2 separate regions of the Homo sapiens genome follow, and region 2 is linked to region 1. The links are chromatin contacts, found by Hi-C or POLR2A ChIA-PET in ENCODE. All regions are on one chromosome and are shown on one strand. Each heading gives the region's core, a stretch centred on a gene start or an enhancer-like site at or near the end of the contact. The rest is flanking DNA. Distances are from core to core; before and after follow the strand shown.

Region 1 (6,420 bases), core at 2,775-5,274:
TTCAATTAATATTAAAGGACGATGTACCTTGTCCAAGCTCCGAAGCCAATCAGATTCCAGGACACAGCCACAAGCCACACCTCCTCTGGTAGTACATTTTCCCCTACATTCTAAGCCAGGTCCCTTCTATGCTCAGTAAGATTTTAGCCACTCCCCCCACCCCCACATTCATTCACTTACTTCCCCAGCTTGGCCAGTCTCTTGTGGATAATGTTTCTGATGGCCACACCCTCTGCATTTAGGCCATGCCCCTCTAAACAATCAATTAAAACAACTAATTTACGGTACAGTACTACCCTAACCATACCCCTGTCATTCAACTATTCTTTTTTTTTTTTTTTTTTAAAGACAGAGTCTCACTCTGTCACCCAGGCTGGAGTGCAGTGGCGCAATCTTGGCTCACTGCAACCTCCACCTCCTGGGCTCAAGCGATTCTCCTGCCTCAGCCTTCTGAGTAGCTGGGATTACAGAAGCGCACCACCACACCTGTCCGATTTTTGTATTTTTAGTAGAGATGGGGTTTCACCATGTTGGCCAGGCTGGTCTCGAACTCCTGACCTCAAGTCATCCACCCAACTCGGCCTCCCAAAGTGCTGGGATTACAGGCGTGAGCCACCACACCCGGCCTCAACCCTTCATTGAAACCTTGTCCCAGCCTCTTTCCACCTGACCATCCAAAGAAAATACAGATCCAGCTTCTGATCCCAGTGCCCCACCATTCCGCAACTCCTGTCCTTGCCAAGGAGTGGGACAGATGCCCATCACCTTCTGGTTAATGACTTCTGCCTCCTCCTCCAGCAGGGCCACCAGCCTCCGCAGTATGGCTTCCTTCTCTGTCGATGGGGGACCCTGTAATTCTGGAGGCAGAAGAGAATTTGGCTGGGGGCAGAACCCTGACTATCCTCCCACCGCCATCCTTCTCTGGGGCTCCTCTGTGCCTCACCTGGGCTGGGCGGAGATTTCAGCTGCTCTTGGACCAGCTGTTCCAGCCGCTGGGCCACCAAAGCATAGAAGTCTGGAGTAGCTGGGCCTGGGGTGAAAAGAGTTAATGACAGGTTTCCAGGACATTGGAAACTTACGGATTCTCTCCTTCCCCCAACTACCTTGGCAGGTGGCAATGATTCCCATTTTATTTATTATTTATTTATGTATTGATTTTGGGAAACGGAGTCTCGCAATTCTCCTGCCTCAGCCTCATGAGTAGCTGGGACTACAGGCGCACGCCGCCATACCTGGCTAATTTTTTGTATTTTAGTAGAAATGGGGTTTCACCGTGTTGCCCAGGCTGACCTCAGGCAATCCACCCACCTCAGCCTCCCAAAGTGCTAGGATTACAGGCGTGAGCAACCAAGCCTGGCCATGATTCCCATTTTATAATGGGGTAAACTGAGGCCCAGTGAGAAAACTTGGTTAAAAATGCCAAAACCCTTGTACTTTTCACTTTATGAGATCCTCAGACTGGACTTAGAATGTCAGAGCTGGGGCCAGGCGCAGTGGCTCACGCCTGTAATCCCATCACTTTGGGAGGCTGAGGCAGGCAGATCACCTGAGGTTGGGAGTTCGAGAGCAGCCTGACCAACATGGAGAAACCCCATCTCTACTAAAAATACAAAAAAAATTAGCCGGGCATGGTGGCGCATGCCTATAATCCCAGCTACTTGGGAGGCTGAGGCAGGAGAATTACTTGAACCCGGGAGGTAGAGGTTGTGGTGAGCCGAGATCGGGCCATTGCACTCCAGCCTGGGCAACAAGGGCGAAACTCCGTCTCAAAAAAAAAAAAAAAAAAAAGAATGTCAGAGCTGACAGGGTGCGGTGGCTCACGTCTGCAATCTCAACATTTTGGGAGGCCGACGTGGGAGGGTCACTTGAGGCCAGGAGTTTGAGGCCAGCCTGGCCAACGTGGCGAAACCCCGTGTCTACTAAAAGTATAAAAATCAGCTAGTATGCTGGCGTGCACCTGTAATCCCAGTCACTCGGGAGGCTGAGGCACGAGAATCGCTTGAACCCAGGAGGTGGGGATTGCAGTGAGTCGAGATTGCACCCCTGCACTCCAGCCTGGGTGACAGAGCAACAATCTGTCTCCAAAAGACTGTCAGAGCTCAACTAGACCTTGAAGATGATCTCATCCAAGGAAGGCAAACACAAGACATTACTGTTAGTATCCCCTTCCCTCACTCACTACAGACATCACCAATTGATCACAGCACTTCCTCTCCCAAGCTGTGAACCCCTTTTCAAGCTAGCACTCCCAGCAGCCATTACTAGTCTGTCCAGGTTCACACCTATGAGGAAACTTGTGGGTCACCTTGATCAAGTCCAGTGACCTCCTCCCCAATTCCTACTCTGCTATTGGAAAAACAGGGGAGCAGGGAAGAGAAAGCATTTTCCCCAGAGTCACGCAACTAAAACAGCCAGGGAGATGTGATTGAAAACCAGCCCTTCTGCCCCTCTATCAGGGGTATTCCTGGCTACAAAAGTCCTAGGGGCAGGGAAGTAGTTATGGAAGGAAAGAGACAACAACCAGATTGACCAAATGCTCTCTGAAAGCCAACCCACAGAATTGACAGAAATCTAACTGGGGAGGGGAGAGGACAGGACGGTTCTGTCCTGAAGGCTGGTGCTAGAGACTCCACACAGCCACCCCCTAGCTGAGTGATCTTAAACTAGCACCTTATCCCGTGTTCTGCCGGCTTCATAGATGATCATGGAAATCTCTTACCAGGCTCTAAACCATAGCAGGGGCGGATGGGCAGAGAGCAAGGCCGAGGGGACTCAGAGGGGGCTGCTCCTCGCCCCAGGGAGCAGGGAAGACATCTTCGAAGGCGGCTCAGGAAGTCTGTTGGCTCTTCTTGGGCAGGGCTTCTGGAGAGGAGGACTTCAGAGACTGACCCCACCAGAGATCCCCTGCAAGCAGTCTCTTTCCCCAACTCCCTCCCTCCCCCGCTGAGGACCTCTCTCCAAAACCCCAAAGACAGAGAATAGAGCCAGATATAAAGAGAGGAGACAGACTGAGACCAGGAGCAAGAGTTAGGAGGGAGCCTCAAATGCTGGCCCCTGGGGGAGAAGGGCCACTCCTCTTACCTAGGTGGAGTTGGAACAGGAGACCCGGCAGCCTCACCACGCCTAAGGAAGGCAGCTAGGACCCTCAGCGTGTCTTCCCGGAGCCCCAGCTCTTCAGAGCCTGCCATGGAGGCACCTGTGAGAGAGAGGGTTAGGGACTGGACTCCAAGGGTTTAGCAAGAAGTGGAGGCTTGGGGACCAGGACTTGTGAGTCCCAAGGAAGGTGCTGAGGGCCTGGACTCCTGGGTCCTTTGGAGAGTGTGGGTCTGGGGGCCTAGACTCTTGAGTCCTCAGACGAAAAAGCGATCAGGAAAAAGACTCTTCGATCCAAGGAAAGGTGGTGGGGCTGGGTGCCCAGATTCGTGGGTCTAAAGGAGGAGGGAGCTGGGGTCCTGGACTTCTGAGTCTTAGAGAAAAAGGAACTGGAGCCCCAGACCCTTAGGTCTCCCAGGAAGAAGAGGCTTAGCGCCCCAACTCCTGGATTCTATAAGAGGCATATGCCAAACTCCTGAAACCCTTAAAGCATCGGGAACTACCAATCCCAAGAGGTTTCAGGGCAAATCTTCCCCTAGGTCCGCGCTTCTTCGCCGCGCAGCCTGCTGTGAGGTGTAGTTCCAAATCTCCGACCCCTGCTGGAATCTAGAGGACCCTGGACCCTTGGATATCAGAGAAGCGGGACTGGGGTGCCCACCACTGGATCCCGGCCCCCTCCTCTTCCCTCCTCACCCCACCCCTCGTCAACACCCCGCTGACCTGGTCCGGGGCCCCACCGCCGCCTCCTCCACTCAACTTGCGGTCTCCTCCACTGAACTCGTACAAACTTTATTAGTTCAACTTTCCCGCGCCTGCGCACTGGGCCGGGTCGATAACCGGCCCAGCGTAGAAAGGGCGGAACGCTGGGTGCACGCTCAATTTGCATGTGACGCTCCCAGCATGCCTCTGGCCGGAAACCCAAAAAAGGGCATAGGGGCGGGAACAGCCCAGCGGGCCGTCCCATCGGCTTTTGGGTCTGTTACCCAAAGAATGATAAAGTTGGTTTTATTTCAAGAAGTCGATCAAAAAGAAAGCCCCAGCGCTCTAGAGCTCAGCTGACGGGAAAGGGGGTGCGCAGCCTCGAGTTTGAGAGCTACCCGGAGCTCCAAGACAGGGGTGGGTTCCAGCTGCCCGCACGCCCCGACCTTCCATCGTAGGTAACGCGGAAGAGCCCGGGAGAGCGTTGGTGGCGTCCGAGAGCGAGGAGCGGGAAAGAGGATGGGTCTGCACGGAGAGTGGAAAGGCAGGCTGTGTACTCTGGGGAAAGTGGAGCAAGGAAGGAGCTACAGTGGCCGACGCTGGAGGTCGGCTGCAGAAAAACTAGAAAAAGTAGGGAGGAAAGAGGAAAAGAGGAGGCGTCTACACTGAGGGGGTTCTAGAGAGGGAGGGGTGGACTCCGTAGATGGGGGTAGTTCAGTCTCGAAACCTGGGGCGTGCTCTGTCCTGGAGGAGGGAGGCGGGCAGTCGGAGGGGAATTGAATGGAAGTTCTGTGTTGGAAATGTTTTGGGAGATCTTCTGTAGGGGGACTGTGGAAGGGGGTCTACATTGGGGTAAGTGCAGGAGGTAGAGGCTTACACGTGAATCGATTCTGCACTGAAATAACTAGGGAAAGAGGATGCTACCCTGAAAGTGGGGATACTTACTTTCGATGATGTGGGGGAGGGAGGAGGTCTATACTGGCGGAATTGAGGGAGTGGAGGGTCTGCACTGAAGACGCTGGGGAAGGATGTGCCATGGATATGGGAAGGAACCCTAGCTGATTAGAGAGCCTCTCGGGAGGATGGGAGGATGGGAAGAGGAGGTTTCCTGTTTGTACCCCCGAAAATATGGGTGAAGGACCTGTGCCGTGGCCCGTGAGAAGGAGGTCTGGGTGCGGAAACTCCAGGCCAGGTGGGTCCGGGGGAGGCCGGTCGCGCCCAGGAAATGCCCTATACGCGCAGGCCGGACCATGGGAACCCCAAAGCCACGGATCCTGCCCTGGCTGGTGTCGCAGCTGGACCTGGGGCAACTGGAGGGCGTGGCCTGGGTGAACAAGAGCCGCACGCGCTTCCGCATCCCTTGGAAGCACGGCCTACGGCAGGATGCACAGCAGGAGGATTTCGGAATCTTCCAGGTGCGTGCGACGACCTGGGACGCTGGAAACCCGGAGCTGCGCGCTGGGCGGAAAGGACTCCTAGTGGGCCCGGCTGAGAAGGCGGAGGTGGCGCGCGAGGGGCGGGCTCGTGCCAACGCTGGTGGGTGGGGCTAGAACGGGAGGGGCGGGGCTAGCCGGATCCGCTGACTGATGGTGGGGCGCAAGCAGGGTTGGAGCTGCAGGGTTACGGGAATAAAACCGGGAAAGCCGGTTAGTACGCAAAGGAAATGCATCCTGGGGGTTTGGGGCTTTCTAGAGGCCGGGGCTCTTGGTTGTAGGATAGATACTGGGGGATGGTTCTTGAAACATCAGAGGTGAGGCCTGGAGCCCCAAATCTGAGGTTCCTAACTACCGAATTAGTATATGCCAGAGGTGGTAAACAGTGTGAGGGGCGGGGTTATCACAGAGGGTGTCGCGGGGCAGGTGGTGCACGGGATTAGACACCAAGTTGGACTTGGAAGCCTGGCTTAGAAAGAAAAGGTTTTTGGGCCGGGGGCGGTGGTTCACACCTGTAATCCTAGCACTTTGCAAGGCCAAGGCGGGAGGATCGCTTGAGCCCAGGAGTTTGAGGCCAGCTTGGGCAACATAGGCTCCATCTCTTTAAAAACAAAAGCGAAACAAAACAAAAACCAAAGAGGTTTCAAAGGCTTTTGAAGAGGCCGAGCACAGTAGCTCATGCCTGTAATCCCAGCACTTTGGGAGGCCGAGGAGGACGGATCACCTGAGGTCAGGAGTTCAAGACCAGCCTGGCCAACATGGTGAAACCCCATCTCTACTAAAAATACAAAAATTAGCCAGGTGTAGTGGTGCCCACCTGTAATCCCAGCTACTCAGGAGGCTGAGACAGGAGAATCGCTTGAACCGGGGAGGCGGAAGTTGCAGTGAGCTGAGATTGCACCATTGCATTCCAGCCTGGGTGACAGGAGTGAAACTCCATCTCAAAAAGAAAAAAAGCCTTTTGAAAACTAGAGGTGGGGGATGGAGGTAGGTGGGACGGGGGGATTTGGGGATGGACCTTGCAGAGTTAGAACTTGCCAGGGAAAGAGGGTGGTGTTAGGACTCGGGAGACAGGGTTAGGGCCCCAGGAGCAGGATCTAAGTCGTCCTCCCCCACCATCCTGACACCACTGTTGCCCCAGGCCTGGGCCGAGGCCACTGGTGCATATGTTCCCGGGAGGGATAAGCCAGACCTG
Region 2 (6,890 bases), core at 3,339-5,838, 520 kb after region 1:
AGAGGAGAAGGGGAAGCGCCATTCTGCGCCCCCTACCCCCGGGGCACGGACACGGCCACAGCACGGGGGGCGGTGAGGCCCCGGGGACACGAGACACGGGGGAGGGAGAGGGGAACCCGCCCGCAGATGACCCGGGGGACCGGCGACCGGACGCGGCGGGGCGGAGCTGAGTGGCACAGGGGGCGAGGCTTGTAGCAGCGAGTCCCCCCTCCCCTCCTTTCGGACGAAGAAGGAAGACTTGGGCCCCGCGACTGGGCAGGAAAAAGGGGAGGGAGCAGCCTCTCCCCGCATGCGGCCCGGGAGGGAAGCCCCGCCCCCTTCCCGCGGGTAAAGGACACCCGTCTCCCAACAGAAACTGATCAATAAATTACAAAGTAGAGAAAAGGAAAGCGGACGTTTGGGGCGGGATTTCTTCCTCCCCGCTTCTTCCCCCTCTCAGTCCAGTTCATGTGGTTTGGTCCAGGCCCCGGCCCTGTGCGAGGCGGGCGCGCGCACTCCCGCTGGTCTGTACAGATGGTCCAGTCCTCGGCGCGAGCTCCCCCGCCCGCTCTCCCCGGCGAGGCCACAGTCCGGGCAGGAGAGGGAACAGCCCAGCCTCGGGAAGATTCTTCCGTCCGAGTGAGGTCACCTGCATGACGCCGGGCAGCGCGTGGAGCAGTGAAGATCCACCGTGCCGCCCCGCACCCCCAAGGTCGCCCAGCACGGTCCTCACCTGGAGGCCTGCACTAGCAGGAATAGGTCCGGACCGAAACGCCGTCTGCCCGGGAACTCCCAGAAGTCTGGCCTGGAGGGAGAGCGAGCAGCGGTTCAGCCTGGAGCACCCTCCTCCCTGTTCCTCTCCAGGATTCCTCCCTTTGGACTTCCCTTCCCGATGTCACAACGATCGCCGGGCTCCACATGGGTTTCCCTCCCTTCCCCGCAGCCAAGGACTCAAACTCGCATTGGGCGAGTTCACTCCCGCCCTGGGAAGGGGGAGTGGGATTTATCCATTTCATCCTGACGGGGGAGTCCGGAACGTTGGAGCAGTCCATTCCTCAGGGGTGGGCGAGAAAGGACTAGGCCATTCCAGAACCCGGACTACTGAGGTGGTCCATGCCCCACCCTAGGGAAGCGAGGAAGGGCTGTCGCATTTGGGAGCCCCCCACCTTCTGGCTGCAGCTTGCGGAGAGGGAGCCCCGGAGAGCCCAGGGCTCCCGCTGCAGCCGAACGAAAGTTGGGGGGCAACATCTCAGCTGAGTCGGGAGTTACGCCTCGGAGGTCCTTCTCCCGGAACATCTTCCGCCAGGATGGGGAGCGGCTGAAAGACTTGGCGCTGTCCTAGGTATAGGAGCCGGACAGCCGGTGAGGGACTCCTGCCTTGTCTGACTCCGCCCCTTCCTTTGACTCCACCCCTCTCCGGGTCTCACCTCTCCTTTAACCCCGCCCCTCTCCTGGCCCCGCCTCCAACCGTGACCATTAATAGTCAGGCCCCGCCCCCTCAGCTCAGCCTCTCGAGGAGCCGCTGGGAGCAGAGCCCTCTGAGCTGTTGCCGCGCCCACCTCGTCCAGCCGCCTGTCTGTGCCTAAGGAGATAAGGTTGCTGAATTCCTTCTCCAGAAGCTGCCGGGCCTGGAAAGAGGAGGTGGAGGGGGCGGTTGGAGCGTGCAGTCTGCGAGGTGGGGACGCCCAGCATGCTCCGGGCCCAGCGGCAGCTCACCTGTGCATTCTGCGTGGGGATCTGCAGGAGCAAGGCCAGGTCGGAGTAGTCGAAGGTCTCGTCCAGGGCGAGCAGTGCCCCGTGTACCCCGCTCTCCGTGAGGTTCGTGGCAAATTCCTTCAGGCCCAGCCCGGACACCCAACCCATGACCCGCTCATTGGACCACACCATCACGTCTGGGGACGGAAGGGACCCTCAGCCGTGCCCCTCCCGTGGCCTGGAGAGTTCAGTTTAGCCCATACCTCCACCTCCATTTGGTCTCTTCGGGCCACGCCCCCCACGCTGGCTCCACCCCCACGGTTATGGTGCCAATTTGCTTCTCCGGTCTCCCCCTACCCCCTCTCCTCCCCATCCAGCTCCACGCCCTCCACCTGGCTCCCAAAGGGACCCTTAGGCTCTACTCACCTCGGATCTGGGTCTGACTTTCTTCCCGCCTCCGCTCCAGGTCCTTCCGGTCATAGTTGAGCCGTTTCAGGCACATAATCCCATAATGTAGACTCACCCTGAGCAGCAGGGGAAGTGGAGTCACGGATGAGCTTTCCAGTCCCCTAGACTGCTGCTCCTACGGGTCCCTCCCCACTGGCTGCGCTCTTCTTGGAAAGGGTGGGGAGCTGATAAGTTCTATTGACTGTTGACCCCCTCAGGAGGTGAGGCATTTTCAATAATAGGCACTTCCTACTGGCCAGCCTGGAAGGGGTCCAGGGTTAACTAGCCAAGCCATTTCAGGATCTGAACTTTTCCTGTGGACCATCTCATTGGTGAAAGGAGCACAGAGTCAGGATTTCCTGAGAACTCAGGCTAAAAGGGCCAAGATAAGCCTGGGAATCTCCCATGGCCAATCCTATTGGCCAAAGACTCTCTGGGGTGGGGCTTCCCTTTGGACTGTCCCCACTGGCCAGGCAGCCCCCACCTGTGAAAGCTGTCCACCATCTTGAGTTGGCCCCGGAGCTCCTTCTTGTTAAGGTGATCTAACATTCGAGCGTCCACCAGCGACTCCATGAAGTAGCTGCGGTATTGGGGCAGCCCCAGGCTGGGCAGCCAGTCGTTCCCCACCCACTCGTGGTTCATGTCGCCATATGCCAGGATCTGGGGCCATGGGCAGGTGAGGGAAGAGTCAGGCCCTCTGGCCCCTTCCCACTGTGCATGAGAGGGGTACAGTCCAACCTCCCAATCCAAGGTTTTTTCCCACCCCATGGTAGGACAATGACCAATCTCTGCTCAGGATAATGGACCAATCCAGAGTTGTCTCCTAGCCCTTCATGACAGCATATACTCTTGGCTACTCAAACAGTTGTCCTGAGACCTAGAGCGTCACCATCACCTGTGGACTTGCTGGAATTGCAGAATCTCAGACCTTACTCCAGACCTACTGAAGTCGGTATCGGCATTTTCACAAGACCCTCAGGTGATTCGAAATATACATTATATTTATTTTTAAATTTCTTTCTTTCTCTCTTTCTCTCTCTCTCTCTCTCTCTCTCTTTCTGAAAGAGTCTGCTATGTCACCCAGGCTGGAGCGCGGTGGCACGATCTCGTCTCACTGCAACCTCCCCATCCCAGGTTCAAGCAATTCTCTTGCCTCAGCCTTCGAGTAGCTGGGATTACAGGTACGAGCCACCACGCCCGGCTAATTTTTGTATTTTTTAGTAGAGACGGCGTTTCACCATGTTGGCCAGGCTGGTCTCAAACTCCTGACCTCAAGGGATCCGCCCACCTCAGCCTCCCAACGTGCTGGGATTACAGGCATGAGCCACCGCGCCTGGCTGTATTTGTTTATTTTTTAGAGACAGGGTCTTACTATGTTGCCCAGGTTGACCTCAGCTTCGTGGGCTCAAGCGGTCCTCCTGCCTCAGTCTTCCAAGTAGCTGAGACTACAGGTGTGTGCCACCCCACTACACATTAAATTTGGGGAAGCACTGCTTTAACTCTGTCTCACTGCAGTCCAACGTCACTAAACCCCCAAGTCAGGACAATGGACTCTTTCAAGGCAGCTCTCCCACTAAGAAAGGGCCATCACTCTTGCAATGTCCTGAAAATACTTGTCTAATGTTATATCTGGCCCAGGACAATATTCCAGATGAGTCCCAAGTCCCTCACTCCTTTCAGCATCAGCACAAAATCCACGCCTCCCCCTGGCTGGAAATATGTGATCTATGACCACAGTCAAACATAATTCCTCCGTGGACAGTGAGTTCATGCCTCTTGGGTTTTTTTGTTAGTTTATTTGTTTGGTTTTTATGAGATGGAATCTGGCTCTATCACCCAGGCTGGAGTACAATGGTGCAATCTCGGCTCAGTGCAACCTCTACCTCCTGGGTTCAAGCGATTCTCCTGCCTCAGCCTCCCAAGTAGCTGGGATTACATACGCTAGCCACTGCACCCGGCTAATTTTTGTATTTTTAGTAGACACAGGGTTTCACCATGTTGGCCAGACTGGTCTCAAACTCCTGACCTCAGGTGATCTGCCCACCTCAGCCTCCTAAAGTGCTGGAATTACAGGCGTGAGCCACTGCGCCCGGCCGCCTCTTGTTTCTTGAGAACAAAGTGTAGCTCCTCCTCCCCAACTTCTCATTCAGCCTGGCTGCCTCACCACCACCACAGCCAGTGTGTCCTCCTTGGCCCTGGTACACTGAGCAGTCCACTGTAGCCCCCGCCCCCTCCACTATAGGGACACCGGCTGCTCAGTCTCTCCTGAGCTACAGAATTGAAGCCCCTTAGAGCCCCCACAACCCACGATGATGAAATGGTCCATGCATAAGGCTGACTATGCAACAGTCTGGGCTTCCACATCGCATCCCCTCTACCCTCCCCACCGCCAAGCCATAATGGAACAGTCCAGAGCCAAGCTTGGCGCAGCGCCCCCCCATGGGGATGATGGCATGTTCTGGTGAAGGCAGGGGCAGGGCTCGGAGGAGGGGCATCCATGCGTCGTGCACAGCCTGTTCATGCGCTCACGCCCCGCCCCGCGCCCCCTACCTGCTCCCAGCTGATCTCCTTGGTCTCCTGACCCGTTAGTAGGAAGAGGGGAGAGAAGGGGTGAGTTAAGGGGCAGGCAGAGGAGGACGCAAGGAGCGGACTTAGGGATGGCCACAGACTCGGTCCCCGCCCCCACCCCCAAAGAAGGTTAGTGCCACCCCCAAGGCGGCCGGCAGGGGGCACTCACGGGCTTGGTCGTGGCCGTAAGGGACTCCATCTCCTCGTGTGTCATCCACACGTTTCCTGTGGACTGAGGGGCAGGGAGTGTTAATGGATGGTGGGAGAGGGCTTCGCGTGGGGGAGAGGAAGGAGGGTGTCCTCCTGAAGGCCCTGGGCCACACGTTTATGTCCCTCCTGCTTTCTGGGGCAAGCAGTAACAGAGAAAAGGAATGATTCTTATTATAGGGCACCTGCCATGTACCAGGCAATGTGACTTTGGAGTTGAACAAATTCAGGTTGGAATTGGGACCCTGCCATGCATTTTGCTGTGTGGCCCTGTGCAAATGACGTCACCTCGCTGACCTCACACAGAGGTACAGAATGAGGATTCAGAAGTGGGGGACAGACACAGCCATGGTGCAAATGTTTAGGGAGTATGGCGGGGGGGGTTCACATTTATTGAGCTTCTGCTCCCAACAACCTCACGAGTTAGGAATCCATACAAGGATAAAAACATTTATGTACTTCTGGTGAGTGTCAGGCACCAGTCACCGTCATAGGGTGTGGGATATGGCAAGGGACACGACAGACACTTTTCGTCCTAGTGGGGGAGAAACAATGAACATATTTTAAGTATGTTGGGGAAATTTGAATACAGAGTGAATAGTAAATGAAATTAACAACTGTGGCCAGGCGTGGTGGCTCACACCTGTAGTGCCAGCACTTTGGGAGGCTGAGGCGGGCACATCACTTTTGGAGATTGAAGACTAGCCTGGCCAACCTGGAGAAACCCCATCTCTACTAAAAATACAAAAATTAGGCTGAGAGTGGTCTAGCACTTCGGGAGGCAGAGGCGGGTGGATCACCTGAGGTCAGGAGTTCAAGACCAGCCTGGCCAACGTTGGTGAAACCCTATCTCTACTAAAAATACAAAAATTAGCTGGGCATGGTGGCGTGTGCCTTTAATCCCAGCTACTCAGGAGGCTGAGGCAGGAGAATCACTTGAACCAGGGAGACGGAGGTTGCAGTGAGCCAAGATCGCACCACTGCACTCCAGCCTGGGCGACAGAGTGAAACTCCATCTCAAAAAAAAAAAAAAAAGAAAGAAAAGAAAAGAAAAAGAAATTAACAACAATGTGAATGCCCTTAGGTGTGATAAAGGATGTGGTGTTTACAAGGAAGAAAAAGACCCACTAAAGTAATTTTGGGGGCTAAGATGTTATGACTTTCTCCAATTACATTCAAGTACAGGTCTCTGAGCATCCCCAACCTGAAAATCCAAAATCCAAAATGCTCCAAAATTCTAAACTTTTTTTTTTTTGGATGCACTCTTTCTCTGTCACCCAGGCTGCAGTACAGTGGGACAATCACAGCTCACTGCAGCCTCGACCTCCTGGGCTCAAAGGATCCTCCCACCTCAGCCTCCTGAGTAGCTAGGACTACAGGTATACGCCACCACACCCGACTAATTTTTGTATTTTTAGTAGAGATGGGGTTTTGCCATGTTGCCCAGGCTGGTCTCGAACTCCCGGGTTCAAGAGATCGGCCATCCAAAGCCTCCCAAAATGCTGGAATTACAGGTGTGAGCCACAGTGCTTGGCCCTAAACTTACGTGCTGACACGAAGCCACAAGAGGAAAATCCCCCACCTGACCTCATGTGACAAGTCACAAACAAAATGCAGTCAAAACTTTGTTTCATGCACAAAGCTATTTAAAATATTGTAGGCCGGGCACGGTGGCTCACGCCTGTAATCCCAGCACTTTGGGAGGCTGAGGCAGGTGGATCACGAGGTCAGGAGTTCAAGACCAGCCTGGCCAAGATGGTGAAACCCCATCTCTACTAAGAATACAAAAATTAGCAGGGCGTGGTGGTGGGCGCCTATAATCCCAGCTACTCGGAAGGTTGAGGCAGAGGATTGGAATTGCTTGCACCCAGGAGGCAGAGGTTGCAGTGAGTCGAGGTCGCACCATTGCACTCCAGCCTTGGCGACAAAGCAAGACTCCCATCTCGAAAAAATAAAATAAAAATAAAAAATAAAATATTGTATAAAATTCTTTT

The links. A loop is a pair of places that touch in the nucleus more often than their neighbours do. ChIA-PET counts read pairs that join two places held with the same protein, here RNA polymerase II (POLR2A). Pooled maps may share reads with other maps.
Region 2: a loop to region 1 is called in a pooled map, with 3 times the contacts of the local background. The contact joins the enhancer-like site here to the promoter of IRF3 in region 1. A Hi-C loop is called at or near these places in 2 of 50 pooled maps. POLR2A ChIA-PET finds 5 or more read pairs at or near these places in 2 of 52 experiments (BJ and WTC11).

Annotation. Positions count from the first base shown.
Region 1 is chr19:49,663,461-49,669,880 of GRCh38, reverse strand. IRF3 (interferon regulatory factor 3) reads left to right here and starts at 4,024. Exons shown (of 8, transcript NM_001571.6): 1 at 4,024-4,250; 2 at 5,035-5,207; 3 at 6,367-6,420. The coding sequence starts at 5,043. It overlaps BCL2L12 (BCL2 like 12), which reads right to left and starts at 3,948. Exons shown (of 7, transcript NM_138639.2): 1 at 3,814-3,948; 2 at 3,082-3,196; 3 at 2,720-2,862; 4 at 944-1,030; 5 at 766-857. The coding sequence starts at 3,188. RefSeq lists silencers at 3,776-3,855, 3,896-4,045.
Region 2 is chr19:49,143,974-49,150,863 of GRCh38, reverse strand. PPFIA3 (PPFI scaffold protein A3) reads right to left here. Exons shown (of 30, transcript NM_003660.4): 22 at 4,859-4,921; 23 at 4,672-4,698; 24 at 2,606-2,781; 25 at 2,101-2,198; 26 at 1,696-1,871; 27 at 1,539-1,607; 28 at 1,146-1,317; 29 at 713-784; 30 at 1-628. The coding sequence ends at 726. Among named protein-coding and RNA genes, the nearest start is that of HRC, 8.0 kb to the left of the region's middle. RefSeq lists an enhancer at 1,122-1,341. Within about 2 kb of position 4,588, at least 5 of the 41 ENCODE cell types and tissues checked have a DNase peak (open chromatin) inside an H3K27ac peak, as active enhancers do.